Linked DNA regions of Mus musculus: region 1 is linked to region 2. A link is a loop called in an ENCODE intact Hi-C map of the cell type or tissue named here. Cell type or tissue: heart. All regions are shown on one strand. Each heading gives the region's core, and the rest is flanking DNA. Links, peaks and the distances in the headings are about the cores only. Region 1 overlaps Gm35167 (a long non-coding RNA gene). Region 2 has its middle 28 kb from the start of Odf1.

Region 1 (16,130 bases), core at 3,777-11,776, 61 kb before region 2:
GTGGCTAAGTGTTGCAGAGCAGGTACAGAACCGGGCAGAGAACAGCCCCACTCCTGCAGGTCTCATCCCTGAGATTCCTGGTATTTGAGTTCTTCTGGCTGCTGGCACGGCTCTGCTCGCTTGCCTTCTGTGCGCACGCGTGTGCGTGTGCGAGTGCGTGTGCGTGTGTGTGTGTTAGGGATGATACTGGTGAGCTTTGTATAACTTGGTTTTTCTCCTGAGGAAAGAGAAGCAGGAAGTGAGAAGGAAGGAAGATTGGAGGAGGTTGCATAACCAGCACAGGGCAGCTGAAGTGGCTAAGGGATGTCTCCAAAATATGAACAAGAAACCTCTAGAGAACAGCAGTGTTCACTTTGAAATCACCTGCTTTTTCTTCCATGCAAATGTCTCTATCTTCCTGAATCTTAGCAAACACCAAGTCTGCTCTACACACAAAGGAGGATCAGTGTGAATTCATAGAAAAGAAGAAAATGGCTCAGTCTGGCATTTGGCTTTCAGTTCAGTTTCATACACACACACACACACACACACACACACACACACTGGAGACAGAGTCTCACGTGAGCATTTCACGATCGCCTCAACCTCACTATGTAGTTAAAATGACCTTGAACTTCTGATCCTCCTGCCTCGGCTCCTGAGTGCTAGGACTGCAGGATGAACTAGCACACACCTGGGTTATCCACACAGCAAGCTGAGCCCTGAACTGAATTACTCTCCAGAAGCAGAAGTCCAGCAGGTCAGGCCTGGTGCTCAGGCTTCCTGGGAGCGTGGAGAAGCCTTAGAGCAAAGGAACGGACATTTTAGATGATTTTCTCGGGGTGGGGGTGGGGATTGCAGGGAGCAAGAAGGCTTCTCCTGGCATTTCCTCGGTCTAGGGAGCTGCATGTGGGTGAGCCAGGACAGGAAGACAGGGGAACGAAGGAGCTCAGGAAGGGGAAAGAGCCTCTTTGCTCTGCAGTCTAAAATCTCTCCACAGTCGCAAGTCAAGAATTTGAGCAAATTAGCATTTGCTGTGAAGGTTTTGGTGTAGGGATAATATTCCTTTTGTATGGAGCGATTTCAAACAAGAATACACAAATATCAATGAATCTTCTTCTAAGCTTTTGAGTCCTATTCCTTTGCCAGCCATAAACGTGCAATGTTCTGACACCTCACGGGCGTGACTGTGAACTCCATTTATAGTAAAGGATGAGAACAGTGGTTCTCAACCTGTGGGTCATGACCGATGTGGGGCTCAAATGACACCCCTCTTTCACAGGGGTCATCCAATACCATCAGAAAACACAGATATTTATATTAAAACTCACAACAGTAACTAAAATTACAGTTATGAAGTAGCAATGAAATAATTTTATGACTGGGGGTTGTCATAACATAAGAACTGTATTAAAGCATCACAGCATTAGGAAAGTTGAGAACCTCTACTCTAGAGCAGTGTGAGTGACCCGTGTTACCTTATCAGATTTAACTCCATCCACATCATCAAGAACTATCTGATGATCTCATTTCCCAAAAAGAGACCTCCACCCTTCAGAAGCAAAGCCCCTCAGGCACTCTTTTGAGGTATAACTTCAATGTGATTAACAGCATCCATGGCTAAGACACTTAAGAGGGCTCTCATGTTTGGTTGTATACTTCCCTTTTTCTAAACTTCTCTCTCTATGAAGGCCCACGCTTAAATCAATGTCAAAATCTCTTCTCAATATACTCAAACTCAAACTGGCTTACCCTGAAATTCCTTTTCTGCGACAAAACCAACAACTCCTGCTTCACCTGTGTAGAGATCTACACTAAGAAACCCTCAGGCCAGTTCAGACACCAGCTTGCACCATCTCCAGCTCACATCCTACCTCTCCTGACAAGTGGAGAAACAGCCAGAAGAACCTGAGGAAAGCCTTGGAGTGGGCCGATCTGAAGGGCAGAGGCCGAGGAGGAGGAGCACCTATCTGGAGGATGGAGGCTGAGGAGGAGCACCTATCTGGAGGATGGAGGCCGAGGAGCAGCACCAGAGAAGTTGAGGTGCCAGATAGCTTTTCTGCTCATAAAACTCAACATGTATTTTGGGACACAAACTGTACAGATCACAGGAGTAGAGAACAACGTGGGAAGGTCTCTAATTTAGTGTCAAAAGGAAAGTGCCACGCAGTGGATCCTTTGAAATCTCCTGCCCTTTGGATATCTTTCAATGACATTTGGAAGTGAAGCTTTTGAAAACAGACCACAGAGTGTTTAAAAGAACCAGCCTCAAAGAGTTTGTAAAGCATGGACCAATATACCAGACACCAGACACCTTCCCTCACATCTCTCCCCCAAACCCACACAGGACCTGCCCTCTCTAACCCTCCAAATCCCAATCTGAATTTAAAGGGAAAACAGAAACACAGCTCCATTTGATCAGGGACTTGATTTTGACTTCTAAAAATAGTTTGTCTTTTAAGAATTTCCCAGGATTCAATTCTACTCTCCCAGTGTTAATAATGGTCAAATCAACAAATGTGTGCTAGACTCAGAGCATGCCAGGTATAGGAGGTTACACTGTTACATAAAAGTTACATGAGACAATTGTTTTAGACTCAGCTCCTGTTCCAAACCTCAAAGACAGGGCTGAAAATCAAAATGGGGTTATAGTCACTAAGTGTCACCAAGTGTCACCAAGCTGGAGCTGAGCTTTTTATCTGACCTTCTGAGAAGTCAGCATTGAGGAGACAAGAGACAAATTTCTCAAACAGACCAGTTCCATCTGCTTCATCCCCACAGCAAACCTGACCATAAGGAACCTTTACCAGATCATTCCTTATTGCTCCGGCTCTCTGTCCCTGTCTTCTTGTCTGTGAGTAAATGCAGGTGACAATCTCCAGTTTGTTCTTGCTTCTGCTAATCCTGGGCTCTAAGACACTCTCTGCTTCAGGAACTTTCTCTTGCTCCTTTTCTTGTTAAGGAAGTTTGTTGCTGTTCTTTTTGAGACAAAGTCTCCTCGCATGGTTCAAGGTCACCTTGAGTTCACTACGCATAACCTACATCAAAGTCCTGATGAGCCTGTCTCCGTTTCTCAAAGGCTATGGTCCCAGCCATATGCTGCTGTGCTCAACCGGACCTTGTTGTTGATGGTGTTTGGGAAATATGAAAATGCTGGGAGAAATTTTTTCCCTCTCAAGATCTTTCTGAATGGGACTAGAGAGCCTTTTCATGTTTCTCCAGAGAGACCAGCAGCTCCACAGAGCAGAGTGGGCATACTTACTCTGACAGTATGCTCAAAGCTGAATGACATCAAATGTAATTTTCCAACTTAATTCAGCCAGAAGTCCACAAGTACTCCTCTCTACCCACCCTTTATGACAGAAAATAAAGTCATGTGACTTGAAACAGTAAAGAAATCCTGCAAAAAACACTTTAGGATTTTGTTGCAAAACAGTGAATCCTCCAAAGGCAGTCAGGAGCAAAACCTGATTAAGAACGACTCATCCCATCCCAGGGACTTCGGGAGAATGGCGAGCCAGATCTTGCCTACCCAGCGAAGCTCCCTTGGGACCTGTGCTCAGGAACAGCCACTGGCTGCTCAGTTGTAAAGGTCGCCTTCCTTCCCCGGCCCCAGAAACAGCATTGCCTTTTCAGATCTCTGAGGACTGCAGCAGCCCTTGAGTCTCCTTTGATAGTGCTGTGGTCTGAATGAGAATGGATTCCACAGGCTCACAGACTTGAATGCTTGGTGACCAGCTTTAGGAGGACTGGCTGTGTCATTGGGGTTGGCTTTGGGGTTTTTAAAATCCCGAGCCAGGCCCAGTGGCTCCCTCTTTCTGCTGTCTACAGATCTCAGCTACCCTTCAGCTACCCACCTGCCTGCGTGCTGCCATGCTCCTGCCATGAAGATGCTTCTGTTTTGTTTTGTTTTGTTTTGTTTTGTTTTGTTTTGTTTTTCAAGACAGGGTTTCTCTGTATAGCCCTGGCTGCCCTGGAACTCACTTTGTAGACCAGGCTGGCCTTGAACTCAGAAATCCACCTGCCTCTGCCTCCCGAGTGCTAGGATGCTTCCTTTTATCAACTGGCATGGCCATGGTGTTTCTTCAAGGCAGCAGCACTGACTGTGGTGGTAGCATTAGGTAGGTTCAGGAATGCATGCTGCCCTGAGCGTGGCTGCTGCTTAGCACTCCATTAACCCAGCTCCATGGCTCTGTCCATGTAACGACCATTGAAAGTCTTGTTCACATGAGGTGTCTGTGGGAGAGGAGCTAGCTTTGGATCAGTCATATCCTAAAGGTCACAGCACCAAATATTTATCATGTGAGAGGCTTTTTCAAGCCTTTGACACCTAGTATGGGCAGGGTTCCCCCTCTTCTCACTTCTCTTTTCTTTCACCCAAAATTCCCCTTCATTTTCTTCCTACCCTCAGGCCTTGCCCCTCAATTCAGCCCCAGGCCTTCCTTTACACAACACAAGATAGCTTGGCTTAAGAACCCAATCAAATTCTTAGACTAAAGCTACCCACTTCACTGGTGGAGTAGCACAGTCATTTAAAAACATGTCCCATCATTCCTTGCTGCGTCTCCATTTACATGTGGCTCCTAACAGGTGTTAGGGAGTGTGGCTGGATTTTCCCTGTCCAATTACATTAAAATATTAGTACAGCGGGAAACCTGTGATTGGACAGGGAAAGGGAGGCGGAGCTAAGAGTTGCAGAGGAAGAGGGGAGGGAGGAGGGAAGAGGAGCCAAGATGGAGGCGGACAGACAGATGATTCAGAACCAGTGTGGCTTTAAATAGCCCCAGGTAGCTATGATATCACAAAGGATAGAATAATTGGGATAACTTGTCTAATCTAGGTGGGCAGCTTTTATCATTATCAATTGGCTCTGAAATTATTGTATGGGCATCTTGTGAATTGAGACTTTATTGATACGTAAATCTGACAAATTAATTATACGTTTCTAGAGTTTTGTTTTACTGGGTTACTGGAAGGTGGGACTGCTGACCACAGGGGGAATGTGGCTGAGAGGATACCTGTGGCACTGAGGCAGCGGACTGGAGCTGGGAAGACTTGCTGAGGCTAGTCTAGAGGCAGATGTGGCTGGACCACACCAGGGAAGAGAGGTGCCAGCAATAGTGTGGGAAGCCTGCTGGCCCATTTTTATATTTCATGCAACAGGGAACATGCCTGTAATCTCAGCATCGAAGAGGCTGAAGCAGGAGGATTCCTAAGGTTTAGCCAATCCGGGCTACCTATTAAAGCCAAGCTACAAAGACTGGTTCCTGGTTTCCCTCCCTTTATTGTGGCTGTACTTATAACACAATTCTAACAAATGAAGTATAGCAGAAGTGATGGATAGCAGAAGTGATGGATAGCAGATAAGAAGTCCCTGACTTCTCTCTCCCACCCTGGGGCAAGCCATCCCCCCACCCCCATCCCCCACCCATCCACTCCCAAGCAGGAAGCTTAGGAACCCATTGGATGGTGGTGATTTCTGTGGAGATTTCCGTGGTGATCCTTCCTGCTTGAACCCTATGTGTATGGATCTCTACAGAGTTGTCATATATGCTACTGTGAGAAAAATGCTTTCTATCAAACGTAGTTAACTCACCAAGAACTTGTTTTCTATAAATCTCTACAACCTTGTAAAGACGCTTAAGAAAATCTTTTCCTCTTCCCCATCTGGTGACACGAGCCAGTCTCAAAAAGACTGTGAGGTCAGGCCCTAACCAATGGGGAAAAAACACAGCCACAACCTGCATGAGACTAAAACCCAGGTGAAATTCCAACCCCAGTGTGTTTGCTCGGCCAGCTGGCATTACAGCGAGATGACTTTATAAACAGAAGCTCTTCAGCAGGTGTGACAGCTACCAACTAGATATACCTGAAAGTAACTAAAACCCACGGCTGTGTATACCTGGAAGGGCTTTTTTTTTCCCCTCAAGTAAGTCATCTGCCATATGACCATCTACTTCCAATCACAATCTTTAAGGTGGGAAGATCCCTCTTTAACCTGGACCATGCCTTCTATGGGCAGACTCTGTAAGGACAGGGAAGAAGGAAGCTCTCTTTGCCTGCTACTCTTGCCTCGATAGCGAGTGCATTCCTTCACCGGCGTTAGAGCCGACCACTTGAGAATTCTGGCATATCCTGACCAGCTGAGACGTCCAGCCTCATGAATTGAACAACTATTGGATTCTTGGACCTCCTTCCCATTCATAGGCAGCCAGTGTTGGATTAATTGGACCACAGCTAGCAAATCCTTCTAATAATAAGTCCATTTCTCTCCTATCGATTCATTCTCTAAGTTCTGTTACTCTACAGAGCTCTGACTAACAGAGCAGGCTACTTTCACTTTGGGGATTTATTTGTATGATGCCAAGAATATTCTTTCTAACGCATGGAAGTCTAATACACAGCTTAAGTTTGGTAAAGTGGAAATCCAGGTGCCTTCTTGGGAGTTCTTAGTCTCATCAATAAGAGAACTTAAGGATGGATTCAAATGGAAACTTGAGGATAATTTTATTAGTGTTTAAAGAAAATTCCTCAGAGCAGGCAAGCTGTAAATCCCAGCTGCTACCTGGAGGAGGAGAGCAGGGGGGAAACACCCTGTTGAAGTCAACTCAGAGATGGTCAGACACTTGATGGATGAGCAGAGAGAGAGGCTTTAGGGAAAGTAAGAAAGCCCAAAATACCAGAAATAGTTCATTTAAGTTCTGGCCAGCATCTGAAAGAACGGGAAAGGATATACCCCTTGCTTTGCCACCAAATCCCCCATCTGCAAACTCCTGATGTCCAGGCGACTGACTGCCCCATCAGAATGTTATGTCTCCGCTCAGGCCCGAGAGTATCCATGTGAGCAGGGGTTCCTAGTTTAGTGCTAGTCCAACAGCTTCAGCATGGACACGAAAGACTCCAGTTGGACTTCAGCCTTCTCTGTTGAGTCTTGGTGTGGCTTGATCCCAACACTGGCCTCCGATTTTTACTTAGCAGCTGCAAGGATTCTTTCCAGAGCTTTTGGAGGGAATATGGCTTTGCTGACACGTCTGTTCTGTAATTTCTAAAAGAAGAGAAAATAAATTTGCATTGTACTATGTGCCAAATTAGTGGTCATTCTCTACAGCATTGCTACAAAACAAATATATTTGTTCTTATCCCAACTTTACACAAGAACATAGCTGGGCATGGTGGTGCAGGACTGAAATCTCAGCACTGGGTGAGAATCAGGACTCAAATTCAAGAGCATCCTTTGCTATGTAGGAAGTATGAGGCTAGCCTGGGCTATATGAAACTGTCTAAAGAGAAGAGTTAGGAGGAGAGAAAGGAGAGGAGAGGTGAGAGAATAGAGAGGATGACGGGGAGGGATGGAGGGACAGGGAGGGAGGGAGGGAAGGGAGAAGGGAAGGAAGGAGGGGGAGAAGGGGGAACAATCTTGCTCCAGTCTGTTTTTAAAGCAAAGAACCAACTTTGAGTAGTTGCAAATGAAGCCACTGAGTGCCCACTAGAGAAAAGATCAGACGCTAAAACAAAATTAGGACAAAGAAGTAGTTTCAGATTTCTGCCAGAGAAAGAAAAACAAGTTCGAATCATTTCATTTAGTGTGTGGCTTCACACAAATACCAGAACTCATTTAATTGGGTCAGGAGAAACCAACCCTCTTGAAAGGAGAAAGCTAGAAAATAGAAGTCAAGCTAACACGAAAAACAGTTTTGCCCTGCCCTCCACTGAAGAGACCGCCCAGCCTGAAGCAGCCCAGAGCAGCCACTGAAACGACATTCACAAAGCAAATAGGAGCAGGAAGCAGGCGGGCCTCTTAAAATCTGGGCATGGAATCATTGCGTACAATTGCTCCGTTGGAAGGATGGAGTCACAGGCTTGAATTTCATTGTTTCTTTCTTTGTGGAGCCGCTGAAATGGCAAGACCAAAGAGCATTGAATGCTCATGGTTCTCTGAGATGTAAACATCAGGGAATCCTTAATCCTTGAAGTCCACCCATTCCCCAAAGCGCCCAGGAACTCTGCCTGCTCGGGGAGGTTTAATCAACTCCCAGAGCACAAGGGACCACATTCTCCTAACCCAGATCATTCTCATGAGCCTTGCCTTTCTTGGAGGAAAAGAATGCATTTTTTCCCCAGTTACAAAATAACAAACATGCAACAGATAAAGACTGGAAAACTTGAAAAGGCACAAGAAAAGGGTGGGGGGGGGATCACTGCTATTCTAACTCTGATATATGTCATGTCTGGTTTCAAGAGAAACCAGAACTTTTAAAAAGTATTTTTAAACTAAATTTAATTTAATTTGCTTGGATATTGCTATGTAGATCAGGCAGGCTCAAATTCAGAGATCCACCTGCCTCTGTTCCTGGGTGCCACCACAGTCTGACTATTTTCATTTATGTGTCTGTGTGTCACGTGTGTACTAGCACCCACAGGAGCTGGAGTTATAGGTGATTGTAACCTCTCTGACCCAGGTACTGGGCACCTATCTGTGGCCCTGGGGAAGAGCAGTAGCACTCTTAACTGCTGAGCCTGTCCTCTGCCCCAGAGAGTTAAATGTGTGACTTTAGACCAAACTAAGAGCAAAGTGTGGTGACACACATGTGAGTGACATAGAGATGAGAGCACTTGTAATCACTATATAGAAGCCAAGGCAGGAGCATGGAGAGTTCAAGGTCAGGCTGGACCACTCAGCCAGACCCTTTGTCACAAGATAAAAATAACAGAGCTGGGGTATAGTTCTGCAGTGAGTACTTTATCTAGCATGTGAGTGAAGCCCTCAGTCTTCACTCACATGCTAGATAAAGCCAGGCAAGGAAGAAGGAAGGAAGGGAGGGAGGGAGGGAGGGAGGGAGGGAGGGAGGGAGGGAGGGAGAGAGGGAGGAAAGGAGAGAGGGAGGGAGGAAAGGAGAGAGGGAGGGAGGAAAGGAGAGAGGGAGGGAGAGAGGTAGAGAGGGAGGGAGGGAGGGAACCCATGTACTTACTCACATGGCTCAGATGTCCCTCTTTCCTCTCAAAATGGCATAGGTAGCAAGTAGCAAGCATGATTATTCCCAGTTTCTCTTCTGGTCAGACCAGACATCTGTCAGAGTCATCAAGACTTCTTGGATTGTGATGTCCTGAGTGAAAGATACCGGAGGGAGGGAATGGAAGTAGGAGGAGGTCGCTTCTGCCCGCCTGAGACCAAGCCTGTGAGAGCAGTCTCTTCTGGCTCTGAGCCTTGAGAGAAAGGAACCAGCTTGAATGTGCTCCACACCCCATGCAGTGGTTTGGGGAAATGGCTGCATCCTGCTTTTGACCTGGGACAGGGAAGAAGAAAGACAAACCTCTTTTCAGCTGAGGGTGAGCTTGAATACTCCATCTGCCTGACACTGTGCTGTTCTCTAAAAAAAAACCTAGACTAAGGAGACCACCCACTTTATTTAAGTCCAAAAGGGCTGATGACCTCAACTGACATCTGGGAGTGAGAAATACAAGCATGGCTCTATGTACATGTGTGTTATCTGTAACATGTACATTTTGTGCATTGTGGAAGGAAAAAAAACATGTTTAAAGAGATGTGTGAAGATGATTTATGCCTGCTGTCCCAGACACTAAGGACCCTGAGCTGTGCTGAGAGTGAAGGGCTCTAACAGACTCAAGTGTGGCCAACAGCTGGCCCCCAAGGTTCATTCTCTAATTTGGCCACTGACTCTTTCCTGAGACTAAACACCCAGGTCCAACAGTTAAGATTCATTATTTGGCTAACATGTCCAATCAGAATTTACCAGCTTCTCCTAGCACAGACTCCCCTCTTTTTCCTTCAAAACCCTTTTCCTACAAAAAGTGCTTGTTCTTGCTGCCTGTGTTGCCCACCTACCCACTAGGATAATACATCTCCTTTGTGCTGAGAATTTGGTGTTTGCATGTGTCCTATACAGACTCCATGGGTGCTGCCCTCACTAATAGAGGGTTTCAGGCCAGCCTGGGCAATTTAGTAAAATCCACACTCACACCCTGAGCCTGCTCACACACCCCAACCCTCCCATCCCCACCTCCCACCCCCACCAAAAGGGCCAGCTCCACTGTTTTGCCTGGGTGAGAACAGAGCTTTGCTCTCCCAAGTGCTGCTGCCAGTAAGAGATGAGGCCTGCTCTTCAGAGTGCCATCCAGTGAGGGGCAAGGCCAGTCCTGCACAGCCTCTAGACATCCGCATGGTCTCCAGCAGCTGCCCCAACCCCCCATGTTCTCTCGTGGTAATATAAGCCATGGGCATCGACCACCGACCCCTGCCACCGCGTAGCCACCAGCTCAAGCCCTCAGCAGCAGCTCAGGCTGAGACCTCACCATAGCCCCAGGTGGCAGGGCTGGCTGCTCACACACTCCACCCTTGAGTCTCCAGTTCCATCTTTATTCACAGTGCTCAAACTGCTCCACTTCTGTTTTCCATCTGACTATGCACATTGTGATGGCTCCTGCTGCAGGCTGGCCACACAGCTGGTGAGTCCCTACATTCTCCACCCATGCTGTGTGGCGTGGTAGCAAGCAGGTATCTATGGCCGGCCTGAGCTGTGCACTGGAGGGCAGGTCTGTGAGTGGCATGGTGGTCCGCAGGTCTCTGTCTTCCTCCTCTCTCACTCTGCTGTCTGCATTTGCTTTGCTTTGATTTTTGGGTGTCCTAGGCATAAGACAACTTTGGCCACCATGCCAGGCATCAAACTGGGATGATCAAAGGCCTGGCATCTGCTCTGCCCATGACTGACAGATATATGAACACCACCAGCACCAAGGTGTCTCTTTGCCCATTGCAAGAAGGACTAATATGTTTTAATAACATCAGCCAAACTGCAATAATTTGCTTGACAGGTATCTTGTTTGGGTAATTTGGTTTTTTTAAGTTCTACCTTCTGTATGAGTTTGTGTATAAAATCTGTAAGCAGATCTCTGGTTTGCTACACGCTGCTGTCACTGATGAGGGCCTGACAGAAACATGTAGTACAGCAAAGCTGAGAGAGCAAAGAGCGTCAACAAAGGGAGGGGTGTGAAGGTGTAGGCTGGACATAAGGAAACCAGCTAGAGACGGGAAACAGTGCCTCAGCATGCCTCTATGCCCACAATAGTCCATTATCTCCATTGGCTGCTCTTACTGCCAAGAGTCTAATACTTTGTATCTGTATAGTTGTTCCTTCTGGAGCTTGCGGTCCTCTCTGGGAGGCTTGTTTTCTGTTTGATTCCTGGAACATTTTTACTTTGTAAAAATGTAAAAAAATATCACTTTTGCTCTGTTGTCCCAAAATTTTCTTAGTTAGGGTTTTCTTGCTGTGAAGAAACAGGGCAACAACAGCAACCCTTATAAAGGAAAATGTTGAATTGGGGCTGGCTCACAATTTCAGAGGTTTAGTTCGTTCATCATCATGGCAGAAAGGCGGTGAAATGTAGGCAGACATGGTGCTAGAGAAGCAGCTGAGAGTTTTACATCTTGAGCTGCAGGTAGCAGAAGAGACTGTGTCCCAGACTGGGCATAGCTTGAGCACAGGAGACCTTAATGCTACCCTCTAGTGACACACTTCATCCAACAAGGCTACACCCACTCCAATGAGGCCACACCTCCTAGTAGTGTCATTCCTAGGGGCCTAACATTCACTCACACACATGAGTCTCTGGGGGCCATTCCTAGTCAAACCACCACAGTAGATTTATACTTTTCTTCTAGGTAGTTCTTGCTGTTTTGATACACAGGCGTCTAGAATAGTGGTCCTGTCTATTCATCTTCATCTATCGTTTAGAAAGATGCTCTGGAGGTTGGAATGAGAAACATTCCCCATAGACCCATGTATTAGAACATCTGGTCTCTAGTTGGTGGTGCTGCTTGGGAGGCTGTGAAACTTTAGGATGAAAGTCTTGTGGCGGCAAGTATGTCGATGAGAACAGGCTTTCAGAGTGGGTAGCCTCTCCCCATGTCTAACTCAAGCTCTGCCTTTTGTTTGTAGTTGAAATGTAATCAGTCACTTCCTGCTCCAGCTGCCTGCCTCCATGCCTTCACACCCTTACGGATAGCTAGCCTCTGGAACCATAAGCCAAAATAAACTACGCATTAAGTTGCCTTTGATCATGAAGTTTTACCATAGCAACAAAAAAGTAACTGCCACAGATGCCAGTTCCAGAAAGACTATAATGGCAGGAGTTGTCTATTTTAGAATTGCCTTCTGGACCTTAAAGTGTATCTTCTTAATCAAAGCTAGAGTTATGGCTTTTCTAGTGAATTAATATTTATGCTAAGCCTGAATAAGACTGCATTTGTCTCTTCTTCCTATAAAATACTTTGAATTTTTCAAACGCAAGTTGTCAGCATGAATCATTGCATTTCTTGACCTGAAGTTAGAAAGTATGACTCTGCCTTTTCTTGGTGCTGACAATTGAAACCAAAGCCTTGTACATGATCAGCAAGAACTGCAGCATGGAGCTACAGCCCCAGTACCGGGGTGATGGTCAGCAAGTACTGTAGCATGGTGCTACAGCCCCAGTACCGGGGTGATGGTCAGCAAGTACTGCAGCATGGAGCTACAGCCCCAGTACCAGGGTGACAGTCATTGTTACTTTACTGAGTTTGGTTCTGACACTGCTGCCTGTACATAAAGTCAGAGCCCAGAGGCTAAGTCCTCAGTGCCACAGGACACCTCAACTTCAGATGCCAGTTACAATCTGGGCCTCTGGTACTTCTGCCCCCGCAATCAATAAGTCAGAGATTCCATTTAAAAAAAACAAAACAAACAAAAAAAAAAAACCTTAGGCAGTTTAAGGGATAGCTGTTCCAAGATCACTGAAGTAGTCAAATCCAAGGATGCACAAGTCCTGGATAAAGATGGCACATCAGTGGCTCTATAGGTAAAGTTCTTGCCATCCAAACATGAAGACTTGAGCTTGGACCCCCAGCACCCAGTGTTGGGGATATAGAGACAGGTAGACCCTCTGTGCTGTCTGGACAGCTTTTAGTTCAGAGAACTTATTTCAAAAAAAATAATAATAAGGAAGGCCAAGAGAAGTCATATGACTTCCTCCCTCTGGCCTTCACATACATGAGCACAAATGTACATGCTAAAGAACACACACACACCGGGCAGTGGTGGCACACTCCTTTAATCCCAGCACTTCGGAGGCAGAGACAGGCAGATTTCTGAGTTCGAGGTCAGCCTGGTCTACAAAGTGAGTTCCAGGACAGCCAGAGAAACCCTGCCTTGAAAAAACAACAACAACAACAACAAAGCACACACACACACACACACACACACCACACACACACATCCCGCAGGGCGTTTGTGTGTAACCCATGTACATACCCCATATACTTTAAATCATCTGGATTGCTCATTCTATCCAAGGCAATATGAATGTTATGTCAATTGTTGCTACATCGTGTCATTTGGAATACTGACAAGAAAAAAGAAATCTGTACATGTTCAGTATGGTCAAATTTTTTTCTTACTTTTCTTCAGAAGCCAGAAGAGGGTGTTGGATCCCTTGGAACTGGAGTTGGCAGACAGTTGTGAGCTGCCATTTGGATTCTGGAAACCAAATCCTAGCTCTTTAGAGATATAGCCAGTGCTCTGAACAGCAGAGCCATCTCTCCAGCCTTGCACCCTTCCCCCCACAGCACTTATAAAACTATAGATTCACTGGGCAGTGGTGGCGCACACCTTTAATCCCAGCACTTGGAAGGCAGAGGCATGGGGATCTCTGGCCTATAGAGCCAGCCTGGTCTATAGAGCAAGTTCCAGGACAACCAGGGCTATACAGAGAAACCTGAAGCCTCGTACTTCTTTGTAGGTAATCGCCTCATCACCAAAATACATCCCCAACCTCTAAAATGTTTCTGATCTTTGTTTGGTTGAATCCATAGATGCAGAAACCATGGATACAGAGGCCCACTTTGTGCTCACTTTCACTGTGCCCTTTAGTGTGAAGAGGCATTTTCAGAGACAAAGTACATAGACTTTCATCGCAGGTCATTACTAAGAAATGGCTAATTCAGGCTGGAGAGATGGCTCAGTGGTTGGGGGCACTGACTGCTCTTCCAGAGAGGCCTTGGGTTCAAATCCTATCACCCATATGGTATCTCACAACTGTCTGTAACTCCAAGATCTGAGACTCTCACATATACACACGTACAAGGAAAACACCAATGCACATAAAATAAAAGTAAACAAATGAAAAAAAAAGATTTAAAAAAAGAAATGGCTAATGTGGCATAGATTTTGGTGATGGAAGGTACTGACTGAGCCAGTTAGCTTTCCTCTCCAAGAATTTTATTTTTCCTATTAGTAGACAAAAAGTAATTTTTATATTATGCTAATTACATCTGGAATTTTGTCAGCATAAATTTTGTGGGGATATATTTTTTTGTCTTATAAGCATGTACAGAATAAACTCAGCTTTACCTTTAGTCAACGAAGCTCTGATATTTTCTACCTGGCGCTTAACAGAGTGTGGACCTAAAGGCTGTTCAGCAAACTATAGCTGTGATGTTATTGTTTATGGTTAGAACAACGTGTTTTATATAGATATCTAGCATGGGCTATGACATTGACATTGGATGTACAGGATAGCCTACTAGTCAGCACAAAATGACCAGGACACCCAAATGTAAGCAGCGATATGATCTGTTGTATGACTACTTTGTCACAGCCTTACTTTTGTGCAGGCTTTGTATAGATAAGACCTTGAGGCAAGCACTGAATGCCTGCCTTGGCTTCCCTAGTATGACCGACTGTCACCTGGAATTACAAGCTCACCTCAGTGTTTGTCAGGCTGCCTTATCATAGCAGTCAGATGTACCACATAGTACCAGTGGGTTTAAAGGGTATGGAAGATTTTCTCTTATTTTTAGTTTATATGTGTGAACATTTCCCTGCACGTGTATGTGGACTATGCCCGGTGCCCACAAAGCTCAGAATCTGGTGTCTGATCTGTTGGAACTGGAACTAGGCATAGCCATCATATGGGATCTGGGAACCAAACCCTGATCCTCTGTAAGAGCAACAAGTGCTCTTTACCAGTGAGCCATCTCTCCAGCCCCATTTTTTTTTAATTTCTGTGTTGTATTTAATATGAAGGGACTGCATGTGCACAGACATGGATTCTTTTTTTAAAGAGTGGAACTGTGATGTTCCTATTTGACCATGTTCCAGGAAAGACATAGAAGAATAAAGTATGTGCTCAATAAACTCTTGCCAATGGAGGAAATGAGTCAGGGCCACGCTGTGCACAAGTGTGTGCTATCATAGCCTCCACTGTGCTGAAGTCTCACCCAGAGCTCAAGAGCGTGCATGTGTGTTTTGGAGTTTCAGAGACAATGTGGTTTCAGGACTCAGATTCTTGAATTTTGAACCTCAGCTCTACCACGTACCAGCTATGTGGCTTCAGGGAAACTATGTAATTGTAATGCTTTGAGGATCATGGCAGCACTGGTTTTGTGGGTATGCCTGTAAGTTTTATATTAGTTCTATTTTTAGACCTGATGTAAGTTATTTAACATACAATTGAATCCCATCATCTGTCATCTCTGTTCCCTGTGTGGTGTGGGTTTTGTTTGTTTTGTTTCTTAATTCACTGACACAACACATTCCACAGTGCTTAAACCACCCCGAAAGGTGGCACACACCTGTACATTTGCTTTCTCTGACTAGCCTACCCAGCCCTGTGGACGGCTGAAAGGAAGAGAAAGGGGGCGTATGCCCACCCCACCTTCCTCCCCTGATGTCTGAGCTTAGAGCTGCCACCAGGCTACCCTTCCTTTAGAGGCCTTGTTCACCACTTTGGAATTTACCATCTGTTCTCTGTATGTAACCTGACACACACACCTGAACCTAAGGTCATACCATGCCACCACATACACATCACCAAGACTCTGCTAGAATGGTCATCTTGTGAAACAACCCTCTTGTTCTCTGTCCCACTGACCTAAGACCTAACATGCACACGGTGCTTAATCACAGGAAAGTCTAAAGGCTCAAGAGAAGCCTTAAGAGCAAATTGGGGGAGGGGTGGATAACAATCTGACTTGACAAAAGCTTGTTATTTAAAGCTGGCACAGCCAGGCAGTGGTGGTGCACACCTTTAATCCCAGCACTTGGGAGGCAGAGGGAGGCAGATTTCTGAGTTCAAGGCCAGCCTGGTCTACAAAGTGAGTT
Region 2 (16,130 bases), core at 3,257-11,256:
CTGAAAAGAGAAAAGACCACCACTCCAGTGGAAATGCCTTAGACAAGGCAAACTTTACTCTTGATCCAGAGGGTATGCTTGGAAGATTGGAAGCACACTTGGTTTTTATTCTAACTTAGGTGGTAGCTGTATCTTTTCCCCACTGGCTGGGGTCCAATCTCACAATCAAATTCAGCCGGCCTGTCTGACAAGATAGAGATGAAGCAGGAAGAGTCTGTCTTAGGCTATCAAATTCCAGGAGTACAGACGCGGCCTTTGTATAAACCAAAGTTTTACTAGGATGGGATGGGCTAACACATTTGCATGGAAATCTTACTAGGTGGGGAGATAAATAGGTTTGAATTATTTTTCCTAAATACAAGTTTTACAGTACTAGATAGAAAAGACTCATATTTAATATTTCTTGCAATAGGACCTCATTTCTTCTTTAGCAGCTCTGAGCCTTAGAAGGGAGATCTGTGTGAGGTAGAAGCAATCAGAGACTGTAGGCTTAGATCTTTCACAACCTACTTTAATAGGGGTTCTTAAACACTTCAAACCTCCTTCCAGCCCTCCGACTGTAGGAGAGAAAGATGGTTAATAGGACAAGGGGATGTGGACCTGTTTAGAAGTAGTTCTTTGGGGCAATATTAAGCTTCATTGTCAGGATATCCACAGTCCAGTCCAAGACATCGACCATGAATCAGTTGAGGCAGTCCAGTCCAATCAGCAAATGCCAAACACAAATCAGTAGCAGCGGCAACTCAGAATCAGCACGAATCTGCGGAAGTGGAAGAAGCAGCCAGAATACCATGAGAAGTTCTTCGGCATGTCTGTCTCTACAAAGTCACTACAAGCGAAGATCAGTGAAGACCAGCAAAGGGTTTCAAGGTGAACCAATGCAAGGGCGTTATTCACTGTCTGTTCGGTCCTACTTACACCCTTTCCAAACATCACACACCCTCTCAAGTGTCTGCCTCAGCAAAACAACCTTTCATAAGACAATTTCCAGAAAAATATCACAGAACACAACCAAGTCTTCAAAGAAGTCAGAAATTTCCACTTTAAGAGAACTTCAGATTTCAGCTAGGCAGGGGCCAGTCCCACTGCGAAGTCTGTGAAAAATTTTAAATATCATACACCTCTTGAAGGACACGATCTATAACACTGATTCTGTGTCCTGAACAACCAAGGACTGCTATAACCAGTCGTCCCCTGCCCCACCCCGCCTGGGGTCTCATGAGACTGGGTGCTCACTGCACAAGCATCACAGCTGGGCAGAGCTGCAGGCCCAGGGGCAGCATTGTTACTAGAGTGGGAAGTGACATTAGATGACCAGAAGAGAATTATTCACCCACAATGAAGGAAGCTTAAGCAAACATGAGGGAGAAAGGGGTAAGAAACAAGGAACAGTGCTTTCCCAGCATGTCTCTCTGCCTGGGTTAGCTCCCCAGCCTAAAACCAGGAATGGTGACTGTCTCAGTCACTGTTCTACTGCTGTGAAGAGAGACCGTGATCAAGACGCCCTTTAGAAGAAAACATTTAGTTAGGAGGTTGCTTATCGTTTCAGAGGGTTTGCCTGTGATTCTCATGATGGAGAGCATTGTGGAACACTAACAGGCTTGTGTAGTAGGTTGGCCTAATGCGGCTTGTATTCCAATGCTAATTTGGGTCCCCCAAAATTGTTTGCCCCAAAGATGAGAGAGTCCATATGTAGGACACTGAGGGACCCTGCCCCCAGTTAATTCTGATTGGTAAATAAAGACGCCAGCAGCCAATAGCTGGGGAGAAGAGACATAGGTGGGGTTTAGGTTTCCCAGGCTTGGGACCAAGAGGAGAAGAAGAAAGGAAAAAGGATCAATGCATATCTCAGATATGTATCAAATCCATGGAGCTCCCCACAGCGGAGGACTAAGAGTGAAGATGAGGACAAAAGAGAGAGAAGCTGGGCATGGTGGCACATGCCTTTAATCCCAGCACTCAGGAGGCAGAGGCAGAGGATTTCTGAGTTCCAGGCCAGCCTGGTCTACAAAGTGAGTTCCAGGACAGCCAGGGCTACACAGAGAAACCCTGTCTCGGGGGGTGGGGGGGAGAAGGGGGGTGGAATATAATCCGTAAAGTAAGGAGCCAGGCACTGCAAAAGTCCTGGGCATCACATTCCAGAAATCTGAGCCACGCAGTTCTGGTGGCTTCACCAAAAGGAAAGATGTGTTTCTCTATGTGTATAAGTGTTTTGCCTAATTATGTGTATACAAACCACATTCGTGCCTGGTGCCTGCAGAGGTCAGAAGAGGGTGTCTGGTTACCTGGTATTATGGTTACGACCCCCCATGTGGGTACTGGGAACTGAACCTGGGTCCTCTGCAAGAACAGCCAGTGCTCTTAACAACTGAGCCAACTCTCCAGCCAAAAACATGCATCACTCAGGTTGGGAACTCAGATGTTTTTAAATCCTCAGAAGGTGACACATCAAGGCTGAGAGCCAGTGCCTCAGGCCTATCACTGACAGATATTAACCAACCTTCTCACCTGGGCATGGTGGTACCATACCCCATAAGAGTTCATTGTTATTTTGTTTTTGTTGGGTTTTCTTTTTGGGTTGGGTTGGGTTGAGTTGGGTTTTGGAGACAGCATTTCTCGTTGTAGTCCTCTATTACCTGATATTCAAGACCAGGCTGGTCTTGAACTCACAGAGATCCACCTGCCTCTGCCTCTCGAGTGCTGTGAATAAAGGTGTGTGCTCCACCACCGCCTGGCTGAGTTATCATTTCCTAAGATATTCTTATAACAAGGTCAGGGTGTAGCTCAGTTGGTAGAGTTTCCCTAACCTGCTCAGAGTTCAACCCCAGCATAGCATAAACCAGGTGTGGCAGCTCAAGCCGGAACCACAGAACTTTGGAAGTGGAGGAAGAAAGATCATGGACGTTATCATTGGTTACACTGATGTGTTTACGACCGGCCAAAATAAATTGTACAAAAAAAAGAAACATTTCTTATCTGGTGTTTACATACAGGGAGCAAGCAGTTAGCTATCATTTATGTTACTTTTAGGAGACATGGAATAGAGAGCAGATCAGACCTAGATGCAGGTGTGACATGCATGAGCAGGGCATTCAGAGTGGAGCCTGGGAGGCAGGCAAGGCTGAGTGAGGATGCTGGGCAGGACCCGTATCTGTCAGGAAGTTCCTCATCCTCTGTCACCTCCATAACTCTGCATGTGGCCTCAGTGTAAAAGTGTCAGCCAGTGGGGGTGGGGGTGCGGTGGGGTGGTGTAGATGCTATAACTCTCAGCTCTGCCAACTGTCTGGAAACTAGAGACATCTCTTATCTGGTGAGAGGATAAGAAGTAAGTGGGGGTGGAGTTGGGGGTGGGGTGGAGAGTAAACAGGACAGGTGTTACAGTTTCTCTAGCACTCTTCAGAAAGTTGGACTAAACTCCTCTCAGTTTCTGTGTGATGAGGTCAAGGCATGAGGAAGATAGAGAATAAACTTCATTGCGTGGCAAGATCTTCACAGGTAACAGTAACCAAACAGGCTTGCTGGTCTTTGCTACCCACACGGCTGTTTATTACCCCTGGAACAGGTCACTTGCTCTCACCCTTTGTTCCAAAAGAGCCTTATGCTGCTAGAGTAGAAGCTGTTTACCAAGGTTGCTTTACCATCCTTTGTTATTCCAAAAGATGTGGGATGCTCTCTGACCAATGCTCAGACTGGGCAGGAGGGGTGTGTGTGTGTGTATGTGTGTGTGTGTGTGTGTGTTTGTCCTAAAGTGGTAGGTTTCCCAAGTAGTCAGGAACTGGACAGATTCTTAGCATTGACCTAAAATAAAGCAGAGTGAAGAACCGTGTTGGCTCCTTCAGGTGGTCGGTCTGCCCGTCTGTCCTGATCACAAGTCAGGCCTGCTTGCATTTGAAACATAAGACATAGAGGACAGGAGGCTGCACTCTTTTTTTTTTTTTTTTTTTTTTTTAGATTCTTCTCCTGTTGTATTTTGCTCAAGATATTTTCCCCAAAATTAGTTGAGAATCATGATGTTGAGACCTCAAAAACAGGGTGACTGACCATAGAGGGGCAGGGAGAAAAGAGCTGTAACTTGCTCCTAGGGACTGGAGAAAATTTTAAAAATAAATAAAAAGAAAAAGGAAGGTTGGAGTCCATCAGTGCTAGTCATCCTCTCCTCCCCTTCACCCTCATCATCTTCACCTTCATCCTCAACTCCTTCATCGATATCTTCCAACCCTTCCTCTCATCATCATCACCTGCCTCTCCTTCTTCATCATCCCTATTAGGAACCAAATAGTCCTGCAAGGGATTTGGCCAAATGTCATCTTTGATGACCTCTGCTAGCTCGTCAGCACCTGCGTCAGGATGGTCAGTAAACCAGGTAAAGCAGCTCTCTGGCTCTTCGTGCTGCCTCTTCCTGCTGGCCTTACGCTGCATTCGACTTGAGCGCTTTGTCAAATCCTTTCCAGATTGCCATTTGATTTCGGTGGACTTTGAAGACGGACAAAGTCATTCAGATGAAATTCTTTGGAGAGAACCTTGTTTTCAGAGTAAGGATTTTCATCAAAATAAAAATCTATTCTGTAACCTGATTTAATGTCTTCAAATTCTGTCACTTCAACTCTGGTCAAATAATGCAGAGCCTCCTCGTCCTCCTCCTCGTCCTCCTCCTCGTCCTCCTCCTCGTCCTCCTCCTCGTCCTCCTCCTCGTCCTCCTCCTCGTCCTCCTCCCCAAGCGGTGCAGACACTTGTGGATGGTTGACGAATGTTGTTACCAAAAATTTGAGATTTTGGAGATCCATTCTGACCTCTTCTGAAAAAATGGTTGGCGGAGTTTGTTATATTTTTGTTCTACTTTCAACATTCCCTCGCTGGCTTGTTCATTAAGTCTGTCTATTTTATTTTGTACTTCATCAATACGTTCAGTTGCTTCTTGCTGTTCCTTTTCTCCTTTTGGCAGGCCGGGAGAGGCCGACTTGTCCTTCAGCTTCGGGGCAGCAGCCAGTATGGGTTTCTTGGGCTGAGGCAGGATCGCAGATTACTGCTTCAGGGCCATGGAGTGAGGGAGGTGGCCGGGAGGCAGAGGCCAGTCCCCCCCACCCCCACCCCACCCCCACCCCCACCCCACCCCCACCCCCGATGTTCACAGCAGGAAGAAACTCGCAGCACCCTTAATTCTGAGACTAACATCCTATTGACTTGTCAGGGTGGAGAGTTGGAGACTAGCGTAATCTTCAACAAGTACAAATAAATGCTGCTGTCGGCATTCCTACCGAGCCACAGTCATTTATTTCAAACCCAGTTGTGAGAGTGTGGCAGTAAGAACGATTTCAGCCATTTTCAGGGTACCTTTCTCTTGGGGTCGTATTAAGATTCTGGGGTCACAGTTAGGCAGCTCTGCCCAACCCGGGCAATGGAACTATATAATGGGTCACCACCATCCAGTGTCCTGCCAAGGTCAGGGAGACTCTTCAGGCCGGGCCCACTACCAGCTGCCCTGTGTCCACTCATTGACAGTCGTGTGCTATTTGTCAAGTTTCGAGCCCATGAGGTCGGATTGTTATGGTAACCCCTACCTGTTGCCGTCATCAAACTATATTTTCAGTGGCTTGAGAAATAATTCGTGTTCCTTGCTCATGCACAAACCCAGAGCAGGTCTTCCTAATTGTTGTCTTTCTGTGGTCCAGGTGCCTTTTAATCTTGTGACTCCTTCCTGGAGTCTCGAAATGCTTTATGCTCAGAAAGAGAAGCCTCTTGCTAGGCTCCCTGCCTAGGAAATGCCTTGGTTTGCTTCTCCCCTACCCTATTGGCAAGAACTACTCACGTGGTGCCCCAGGTTTGAGGAATTCTGGGAAATGTAGTTCCTGGCCGGGCCACTCTATAAACTGGAAAAGGAACCCCAGGAAATGTGGCTTTGTGTTTCAGTTTGCAATCTTTGCCACACCCTCGATGACTCAATTCTAGCTAGCAACCACAATTCCTGGTTCACTGGAAAACAGAGCCATTGAGACATCCTGTTATCTTTTCCCTGCCAAATCTGTCAAGCTGTGAGCCCACACTCTTTCTTCTCTCTTGCTAGTGCAATGGAATGTTACAGGCTCCTTCTTAATCCTCTGTTTTGATTGAAGATGTCAAAACTAAGCTTAGCGCTAAGCAAGCTAAGGAGCCCCTAAGAAGGATGCTAGACTGCTCTGCTGGGGAGCCCCTCTGGCCAGCACCCAGGGATCAGAGTTGTCTAAAAGTTGTGTGTGCACGAACGGGCATGGGTGTGTGTGTGCAGTTCCCTCCCCTCGTGTGTAGGCTGAGCCTCTTGATTTGCCTCTACTGAATGGAATACCCCAAATGTCATGGCTGGGTTATAAGAAGATTGGGCTGTGGTTGGTTCTGTAGCTCGGTAGTATTTTCCCAGCATGCACAAGTCCATACTCATCTCATAAAATAAATAAGGAATAAAAATTTTAAAGGCTGTGTTCCACTGAGCCCATCCGTTCCTTGCTCACTGTGAAGTCAGCCACCCCACCAAGAATTGCCCCATGGAGACACTCAATGGTGAGGAATTGACATCACCTCTACCCACCCATCAGTAGGGGCCACCAATGACAGCCACAGAGTGAGCTTGGGAGTAGATTCTCTTCAGGAGGATTTCTAGATGACCGCAGTCCACAAGACAACTTGACATTAGTTTTGGGAGGGAGTCTGGGACAGAAGCAGAGGCTAAAAGTACATGAATTACTTTTCTGTAATTCTGGTCCCAGGTTATCTCGTGCCTTCTTCTGGCCTCCCAGACCATTACACATAGGTGCTACACAGAAATGTATGCAGGCAAAACATCCACATACATAAAATAATAAACACTTTTTAAATAAAAAATAATAAATAATTCAAGGCCAGGCTCAGCTTGGCAGGGAATTCCAGGACAACCTGGGCTACATGAGATCTTGTCTCAAAGAGCAGGGGTGGGGTGGGGGTAGAGCTTATCTTCAAAACCAGTTATATTTTGAAATATTAGGAGTTTGGATTTGAATATGTGAGATGGGGTGAGGTATAATTCATTTCATAATCACACAAAACTAAGACTGTAAGCAACAGCCTAGGATAAAGCGGGGGACTAGCAGAAGAGAACTTGGTAAAACTCTGAGAGGGTGGGGCATAGTCAATGAAGCATTTGCCACTCAAGCAAAAGGACCTGAATTCCCCAGGACATTGTTGTTGTTTTTTGTTTGTTTGTTTGTTTCAAGCTGGAGCGGTGACACACATGTGGCTGAAAGACCAAGGAACCACGTCTGCCCATAGCCCTCATGCAAGGAGGACTCTGGTAGAAGTGGCTAGTGGCAATCTGAAACACTCCCTTGTCAGCACATCAGCAGGCCAAGGAAGCTTTCAGGGAATGCTCTGAGGGCCTGCACTGTAGGAGAATGGCGCTGCTTTCAAACAGCCCCATTTCCAACAGGCAAGAGTGCCTGAGAGTGCCTCCTTTCTACCAGGGGCCAGAGGGGTTAGGTAGTGTGTCTGCCAAGCAAGCCAGAACCATAGGATTCAAGCAAGGCCTTTTCTGCCCACCTATCACCCATCATCACCTTCTCCCTGCACATAGAAGCAGAGTGTGGTATAAGACAGAGAGGTGCGAGGGGAAAGGTAAGACAGGACTCGGATTGCCTGTGTCCAGGCAGGCCCTCATAGAGACAGGAAGAGTTTTTTGTTTTTTTATTTTATTTTATTTTATTTTTTTCGAGACAGGGTTTCTCTGTGTAGTCCTGGCTGTCCTGGAACTCACTCTGTAGACCAGGCTGGCCTCGAACTCAGAAATCCGCCTGCCTCTGCCTCCCAAGTGCTGGGATTAAAAGGGTGCGCCAGCACGGCCCGGCGAGTTTTTTTGTTTGTTTTGTTTTTTGATTTTTTTTAAATGAACCACCACCATTCCTGGCTCGATATGAAGACACACGGAATATTTTAGTTTTTGAAGACGAGATAAACCGAATGCATCGAGCAGTGAACGGAAAGATCTGAGAGATCCAAGGAAAATGGGGACATTTTTGATTCCGATAAAGCATTGCCAAAGGGGTAAAGGAGCTGTCATAGCGCAGGCAGTGGCTCCGCCACTAGGGGGCACCACTGTGCGGGAACGCAGAGGGCTTCCGAGAGCAGGAAGCCATGCTAATTGTCAAGAAGTAAGCCAGTGACTGCATTTCTTTTTTTTTTTTTTTTTTTTTAGATTTATTTATTTATTTATTATATGTAAGTACACTGTAGCTGTCTTCAGACACTCCAGAAGAGGGGGTCAGATCTCGTTACGGGTGGTTGTGAGCCACCATGTGGTTGCTGGGATTTGAACTCTGGACCTTTGGAGGAGCAGTCGGGTGCTCCTACCCACTGAGCCATCTCACCAGCCCCCGTGACTGCATTTCTATTTCTTAATTTAGACCTTAAAGCATGTGACAAATACAATAAAAAAGAGACTGTCAAGTGGAGTTAGAAAAGGCCGCAGGTTTTTGTTTTGTTTTGTCAAATGCCTCCTAGAGAATAGCGGGCCCATTATTAGAGGAGTATTTTAATGCAGAGTAATGCAGAACAGACTATAACAGAGGCGCCATTTCTCACCTTTGCGGTGGGAGTTCTGCTTTGATTTTTTTGGTTTTTTGGTTCACCCTACCTGGAAATGGGTGCAAACCCTGCTATCTGGAGAGGCAATGCTGTCTGCATGGTTTGCTTTCCTTCTTGAATGTTTCTTGTGTTGTTTTTGACGCTGTGGGGGATGGAGCAAAGAGAGACCTGGGAGCTCTCAGCCTCTCTGGCTTTATTTAGAATTTAAAGGAGGGCTCCATCACCCCCTAGCGGTGAGCCCAGGTCTCCTTCGGGCCAGGCACCACGCTGGCGAACGGGAGGTGTGCTGCAACACCCGGGGACAGACAGCAGGCAGGTTATCTGCACCCCAACCTCTGGTTCAAGAAAGAACCCAGGAGGCCTTGGTTAGGGAAGGAGGTCACTGTGCAAGAGAGGGATGGGTCCCGTTGAGAGCAGAAGGAATATTGTCCCCAGCTATCTAAATCCTTCCACAGGCCACCCCCTACATACTTCTCATGGAAACGGCTACAACAACTGTAGTTAGTGTATTTTGCTTGGTTGCTTTTGTTTTGTTCTTTGTAGTCCAAGTAAGCTAGGAACTCCCAGTGATTCTCCTGCCTCAGCCTCCAGAGTATTCATATTAGATGTGTGAGCCACCATGCTTATTTTGAAGGCCACCATGAAATGGAATTTGTTACAGTGACAGAAACAATCTGTGTCTTAGGGTCTTACTGCTGTGAAGAGACACCATGACCAAGGCAACTCTTCCAAAGAAAAATGTGTTTGGGGCTGGTTTACAGTTTCAGAGATTTAGTTCCTTATCGTCTTGGTGGGCAGCACGGCAGCGTCCAGGCAGGTATGATGCTTGGGAAGAGCCGAGAGTTCTACATCTTGATCCACAGGTATCAAAAGGGCATTGTGGCCCACACTGGATGTAGCTTGAGTATATATGACCTCAAAGCCTGCCTCCACAGAGACACACTTCTGCCAACAAGGCCACACCTCCTAACAGTACCCCTCGTTTATTGTCAAGCATTCAGACACGTCAATCAGGACCATTCCTATGAAGCCACCCCAGTCTGTGCCATCCAACGTAGTTGCCGTATGCGGTGACCATAAACCTCTCCCAGCTCTGGAGACTTTCCAGTGCCTACTTTTTGCTATTGTTGACTACTGCAGCTAAGTGACGGCACGTAAGACACTGAGACATGAGGATCATAAGTTCAAGGCCAGCTAAGTTTACAAGGTGAGCCAGAGGTCAATCTTGGCTACATAGGAAGACCTTATCTTGGAAGAAAAGAAGAACAGAAAGAAGGAAGGAAGGAAGGAAGAAATTTGTTTTTATTTAATTGTCTCTTTCTTATTTAGAAGTGCATGTGTATCTGTTGTTTGCAGCACCGAGCGGTACAATTCTAGAAAGACACTGAATGGGAGGCCTTTGTAACTCTGGCATGGCACATGGGAAAGGCTACTGCCTTAGATAAGATGCAAATCAGTACTGTGTATAATTTTATCTTGTAGGTAGGCATCAAACCACACCTAATCAGATACACACTCATTATCCGTCCTCCAGTAAGCCTTCTCTTCTCACCTTTTTATTATGTCCACTGAGAGTTTTGAGGTCATGCCTGGAGAGCTAAGACCCTGTCCTGCTTGCCTTGCTCCGGCCAGCACCACGCATAAATCCTTATGTGTCAGAGAGGCTCATCAATCATTTCCTTGGATGAACTGAGCTAGGCCATGCCTTTGAAGAACTACACGGAATACCACCTCTGAATCCTACTCTCAAGGAATGCTTTATGGTGGAATCATAAATGCTTAGAAAACTAGATGAAGAAGCTTGGAAGAAAGCCTTGTTACGCCAGATACAAAGTAGTCTCACAGTAAATATCAATTTCTTTTCTTCTCTTCAGAACCCTCCCCAAAGATTTCCATCAAATGATTAAAGTACTTGAGAGTTTACAGGATGAAAACTCACTTTCATCTGGAGAGCCAGTGAGGGCTTCCTGGAGGAGGTGTCACTCAATTTAGTTCAGTATGAACTCTGAACAACATGAACAATAGCACAGATGGGAAGAGTGTGGAGGAAAGAAAAATCCCGACTTAATCTGAGGGACGGTACAAGACTAGGGAAGGTGTGGGGCACAGTTTACAATTCTGAATGTCAGCTGAGCACGGAGGCTCACACTTGGAATCTCAGTATTTTTGAGGCTGAGGTAGGAGGGTTTTAGGGAGTCTGAGGCCACCCTGTGCTAAATAATGAGTTTCAGGACAGTCTGGGCTACAGCACAAGGGCCTGTCCTCTCTCCAAAAAGTCACCAGTTACAGGGAAATGGTCCAATGCAGTCAAAGTCACTGCCCCCATCTTCACATTAACATATGCTTTTCATATTAGCATATGCTCTCATATTGGCATATGCTTTCATAGTAGCACATCATTTCACATTAGCATATCATTTCATATTAGCGTATGTGTTCACATTAGCATATCATTTTGCACTAGCATATCTTTCATATTAGCATAGCTTCTCATTAGCCTTTGCTTTCATATTAGCATATGTGATCATATTAGCATATCATTTTATATTAGCATATTCTTTATATTAGCATATCTTCTCATTAGCATATCCTTTCACATTAGCATGCGCTTTCCATATTAAAATGAAGAAAGTCAATCTCTGGCCTGACCAGTGGATGTGATCACACAGGAACTAGCCAAGCCTCCATCACGGATGTGCAGTTACTTGTAATTTTCTTATTTTTTTTTACATAAATCTATCTATAGGATAAAATTCTAAATGTCTCTGCTAAATCAACAGTGTATGAAATTTAGGTTTTGAGACTTACCAAAGTACCCTCTATAAAAAGTGGTTTTCATTTCCATCCTAGTATGAAAAAAATGTATGCCTCTGGACTTTACATTTGGTATAACCAAATTTAGGGTCTTTGTCAATTTGAAGATTGTGGGTGGTTTTAATTTTACATTTATTTATTTATTTATTTATTTATTTATTTATCTATTTTATGTACATGTTTGTTTATGTATGTGGATTTGTATAAGAGCATGCATGTGGAGGTCAGAAAACAATTTGTGGGAAATTGGTCTCTCCTGCCACGTAGGTCCTAGGAATTGAACTCTGGTCGACAGGTTTGGTGATAAACTTTTATCCACTGAGCTGTTTCACTGGTCCCAGATATGGAAGGATTGATATCTGCCCTACTCAACTTTAACTATAAACTTGACACAGCCTAGAGACACCCAAGAAGGGAGTCTCAATCGCAGAATCACCCAGATCAAATTGGTTTATGGACAGGTGTGAGGGGCGGGGGTGGGGGTGGGGGGGCAGGTGTGTGGGGCGGGGGGGGGGAGGACAGGTGTGAGGGGCAGGGCGGGGGGAGGACAGGTGTGTGTGGGGGAGGGCAGGTGTGAGGGGCAGGGTGGGGGGAGGACAGGTGTGGGGGGGGAGGGCAGGTGTGAGGGGCAGGGGGGGGAAGGACAGGTGTGAAGGGGGAAGGACAGGTGTGAGGGGCGGGGGGAGGACAGGTGTGGGGGGGAGGACAGGTGTGAGGGGTGGGGGAGCATCTTGATTGTTCATTAATGGAGGGGGGCCCAGCCTATTGTGGCCAGCACTGATTTGGGATAATGCAAAGAACTCTAGCTGTTCTGTGAGCCAGCTCATAAGCAGCACCTATGATTCCTACTGTACCTCTCAGGAGGGAAGTAATGCGTGTGGAATAGCAAGCAAGCCTGCCTCCAAGTCCCTGCTTGAGTTCCTTTCCTGACTTCCTTCAGTGATGGAGTCCTACCTGTAAGCTTGTAGTGGTTTGAATATGTTTGGTCCATGGGACGTGTCACTACTAGGAGGTGTAGCCTTGTTGGAATAGTTGTAGCCTTGCTGGAGGAATTGTGTCACTGTATAGGCGGGCTTTGGATGCTGCTCCTATGCTAAGGCTCTGCCCAGTGTTGAAAGAGAGGCTCCTCCCACTGCCTTTGGATCAAGATGTAGAACTCTCAGCTACCCAGCATCATGTCTGCCTGCATGCTGGCATGCTTCCTGCTATGATGATAGACTGAACTTCTGAACCTGAAAGCCAGCCCCAGTTAAATGTTTGCCTTTATAAGAGTTGCCTTGGGCATCGTGTCTGCTCACAGCAGTGGAAACCCTAACTAACACAGAGCTGAAATAAACCCTTTCTTCCCCTGTTGCTTTTGGCCATCGTGTCTTAGCACAGCAATGGAAAGAACCAGGGCAACAGCACATTGTCATTTCTGTTGTCTGCTTTTATTTTCAGGCAGGGGCTACAGGATGGCCTAGAGCTTCCGAGCCCCTCCTTACCTCCTGAGTGTTTTAGGTCGTTTCCTTATTGCTGTATAATGATTCTTTATTTGTTAAGGAAATCATCTATTCGGGATATAGTTGTGGATGTGACACTATGTGCTTGCTGGGTTTTTTGTTTTGTTTTGTTTGTTTTTTGTTTTATTCAAACCAAAAGCCCCCAGCACTCGGGAGGCAGAGGCAGGAAGATTTCTGAGTTCAAGGCCAGCCTGCTCTACAAAGTGAGTTCCAGGATAGCCAGGGCTATACAGAGAAACCCTGTCTTGAAAAAACAAAAACAAACAAACAAACAAAAAGCCCAAATGTTCAATTTACCAAATGATGACTCAGGAGCCAAACACTGGGGTGAAAGCCTGCTGGCTCAGAGAGGCATAGAAAGCACCCAGCTCACCTTCCCCCTCCACTGATGTCCCAGAAGGAAAAAGCCTTTGTCCTTCTCCATGCTGTCTTAAATACCCTTCAACTCGAAGACCCTCCTTTCTTCTTCCTGGGTTTTCCTATGTTCACTCCCTGTCAACTGGTTGCTTGCTCTGCCTCTTGATCGATGGATGTCTATTTATTTAATCCTGTTTACAGAAAGCTCTTGGGTTAAAGGTGTGTTCTAGGGCTGAGCCACACCACAACAAGAAAATATTTTTTCTAGTTTTTAGGGTTCAATGTGATCAAATATCCTACAACATAAACCAAAAGGTAAATACTCTGGGTTGGACTGGTGGCACATGCAAAAATCCTAGCACTCAGGAGGCAGAGGAAGGTCTCTGAGTTTGAGGCCATCCTCGTGTATAGAGTGAGTTCCAAGCCACTCAGGGATACACAATACGACTCTGTCTTGAAGAAATAGAAGGAGGAGGAGGAACAGAAGGAGAAGGGGAAGAGGAGGAGGAGGAGAAGGAGAAAGAGGAGGAGGAAGAGAAGGAGAAGGAGGAGGAGGAGGAGGAGGAGGAGGAGGAGGAGAAGGAGAAGAAGAAGAAGAAGAAGAAGAAGAAGAAGAAAAAGAAGAAGAAGAAGAAGAAGAAGAAGAAGAAGAAGAAGAAGAAGAAGAAGAAGAAGAAGAAGAAGAAGAAGAAGAAGAAGAAGAAGAAGAAGAAGAAGAAGAAGAAGAAGAAGAAGAAGAAGAAGAAATAGTTTTCTGGAGCTGGGGCAACAGCTCAGACAGCTCACAGGAGCGCATGAACCTGGAGATGATCTGTATGTAAAGCCTTTGAGGTGACACACACACACACACACACACACACACACACACACACACACACACTGTAGTCAGCCTGGCTGTAACCGAGAGCTGTAGGTTCAGTGAGGGACCCTGCTCAGAACATGAGGTGGAGGGGGACAGAGGAGATGCTTGATAAAACCTGTTCTCTCTGAGCACGCACACATGCCTGTTTCACAAGCACTCACACACCGGAGAATAAATATGCCTACTCTGCATTGGGCGATAGGAATATGACAGAAGGGCAAGGAGAGAGTCAGATGTCAGGGAATTTTCAGAAATGCTCCGAAGTAGAGATATGGTCCCTTCTCCCTTTACAGCTCCAGGTCCCACCTAAGGCGGTTTCTACAGGCTGAAAGTGACTAATCCCCGCTCCCCCCTCCCCAGTCCCCCCCCCCCCCCCAGTCTTTGGGCAGGACCCAACTTACTGGGGTGGTACTGAAGTTACTGGCTCAGACATCCAGTCATTGTTACCCTTATCAGCCAGGAAAGGGCTGCGTTTCAGGAATGAATCCACAGTCTGGAGCCTGGAGGAGCCTGGAGGAGCCTGGAGGAGCCTGGAGCAGCCTGGAGCCTGGAGGCTGGAGCCTGAAGCTGGCACAGCACCATTCTGTCGCAGCATTATGGACCGCTGTTGAGTCTGACCGAACAAGAGAAAGATTGCCCCATCCTAGAAACGGTGGAGAGGTAGTGGTGGCACCGGAGAAAAATGAGGGATATCCCCAGAGGAAGCCTCAGAGTCCACTGGGGAGGGGGAGCACAAACGGCCTTTCAGGAAGAATAAAGAAGAGTGGCTGAAATCACTGTTATGTTCGGGCCGCAGTACACACGCTCCTCCTGATGAGGGTAACCTCAGTGGGGCCCGAGTGACTTGGTGCTGACCTCTCCTGACCTCGCTGAGTAACCACTGACAGACCTCAGGCAGTCTAGCCTCTTAAACGCTGATTCCCCTCCTCCCTTGGCACTGCCCTGATGCTTTGAAAACAGACACCCTGCCTACTTCTGGCTCTGGCCAGCATCTTTCCTACAGCTCTGCCAAGGGACCCCTCTCCAGGGACTGTGGCATTTCCCCTGTGTTCTCTAAACTAGTCCAGAACTTCTGGGCTCAGTGAGTGCCATCTCTCAGGTAGGACTACTGATGTGGCCACTGTGCATGTGGGTTTTTGTTTGATTGTTTTGTTTTGTTTTTAACTTCCAATTTTAAAAAACCTTTTGAGATTATAATTACATCATCTTTCCTCCTTCCAAAATTTTTCATGTACTACCACTTTCAAATTCATGGTCTTGTTTATGCAAATAATAAATATACTATCATATATTATGATATAATATGTGCTGTGATTATTTATTATAATAAACTACAAAATAATAAATATAATATAATAAATGTAATAAATATTATAATAATAAATATAATAACTTAAAAATAATAACTATAATAATATACATTTAGTATAAGATACTTTTTATTGTATTATATTCCTAAATACATAAATACAACCGTCTTAGTCTGTATAATGTTATACCTCTATACCCAACTTTTTCAGGGCTGACCATTTGGTATTGGATAATCAATTATTGTGCTCTTTCCAAGGGAAGACATCCCCCCTGCTCTCAGCTTTCCTTAGCTACCGACTGTAGCTCTCTATCTAATGTTAAGGCTCCACCCGCCATGGGTATTGGAGTCATTCCTGTCAGGCCATGGTTAGGCAGTCATGCTGGTGAGACAATGCGTGTAGTTCCTAACATTTCTAGGAGACAAAACCTTACCACATTCTCCCTGTTCCTGTCTGTTACTGTCTTCCCACACCCTCTTCCACCATGATCCCTGCGTGCTGGGCACAGGAGTTACCTAGTAGATGTATCAGTTGGAACTGGGCTCTTCAACTCTGTTTCAATTGCTTGTAGTCTTTTGTAACTGATGGTTTTTGTCTGTTGCAAACAAAAGTCCTTAAGGAGCAGGGATGACAACACCTGTCTGTGGACATGAGGGCAAATATTTAGAATGCAGTTAGGAGTTCAGTAAAGTGACAGTTGTA

The links. A loop is a pair of places that touch in the nucleus more often than their neighbours do. Peaks named below come from ENCODE experiments on the same cell type or tissue, not always from the same donor. Only the 100,000 strongest peaks of a DNase experiment are listed, where the experiment ranks them.
Region 1: a loop joins it to region 2, with 2.3 times the contacts of the local background. A loop is called at or near these places in 3 of 42 quality-filtered maps.

What each region holds. Positions count from the first base shown.
Region 1 is chr15:38,177,548-38,193,677 of GRCm38, forward strand. It overlaps Gm35167 (a long non-coding RNA gene), which reads right to left. Exons shown (of 3, transcript XR_383954.2): 2 at 8,953-9,263; 3 at 6,462-7,024. Among named protein-coding and RNA genes, the nearest start is that of Gm35167, 14 kb to the right of the region's middle. In heart, for the core only: no CTCF peak of the experiment used is centred there; DNase peaks (open chromatin) are centred at 7,744 and 9,184; H3K27ac peaks cover 2,283 bases; H3K27me3 peaks cover 3,517 bases.
Region 2 is chr15:38,239,211-38,255,340 of GRCm38, forward strand. It overlaps the pseudogene Gm8705. Among named protein-coding and RNA genes, the nearest start is that of Odf1, 28 kb to the left of the region's middle. In heart, for the core only: CTCF peaks have their summits at 8,083 (motif pointing right), 8,283 and 8,815; DNase peaks (open chromatin) are centred at 5,851, 8,061 and 8,811; H3K4me3 peaks cover 411 bases; H3K27ac peaks cover 423 bases.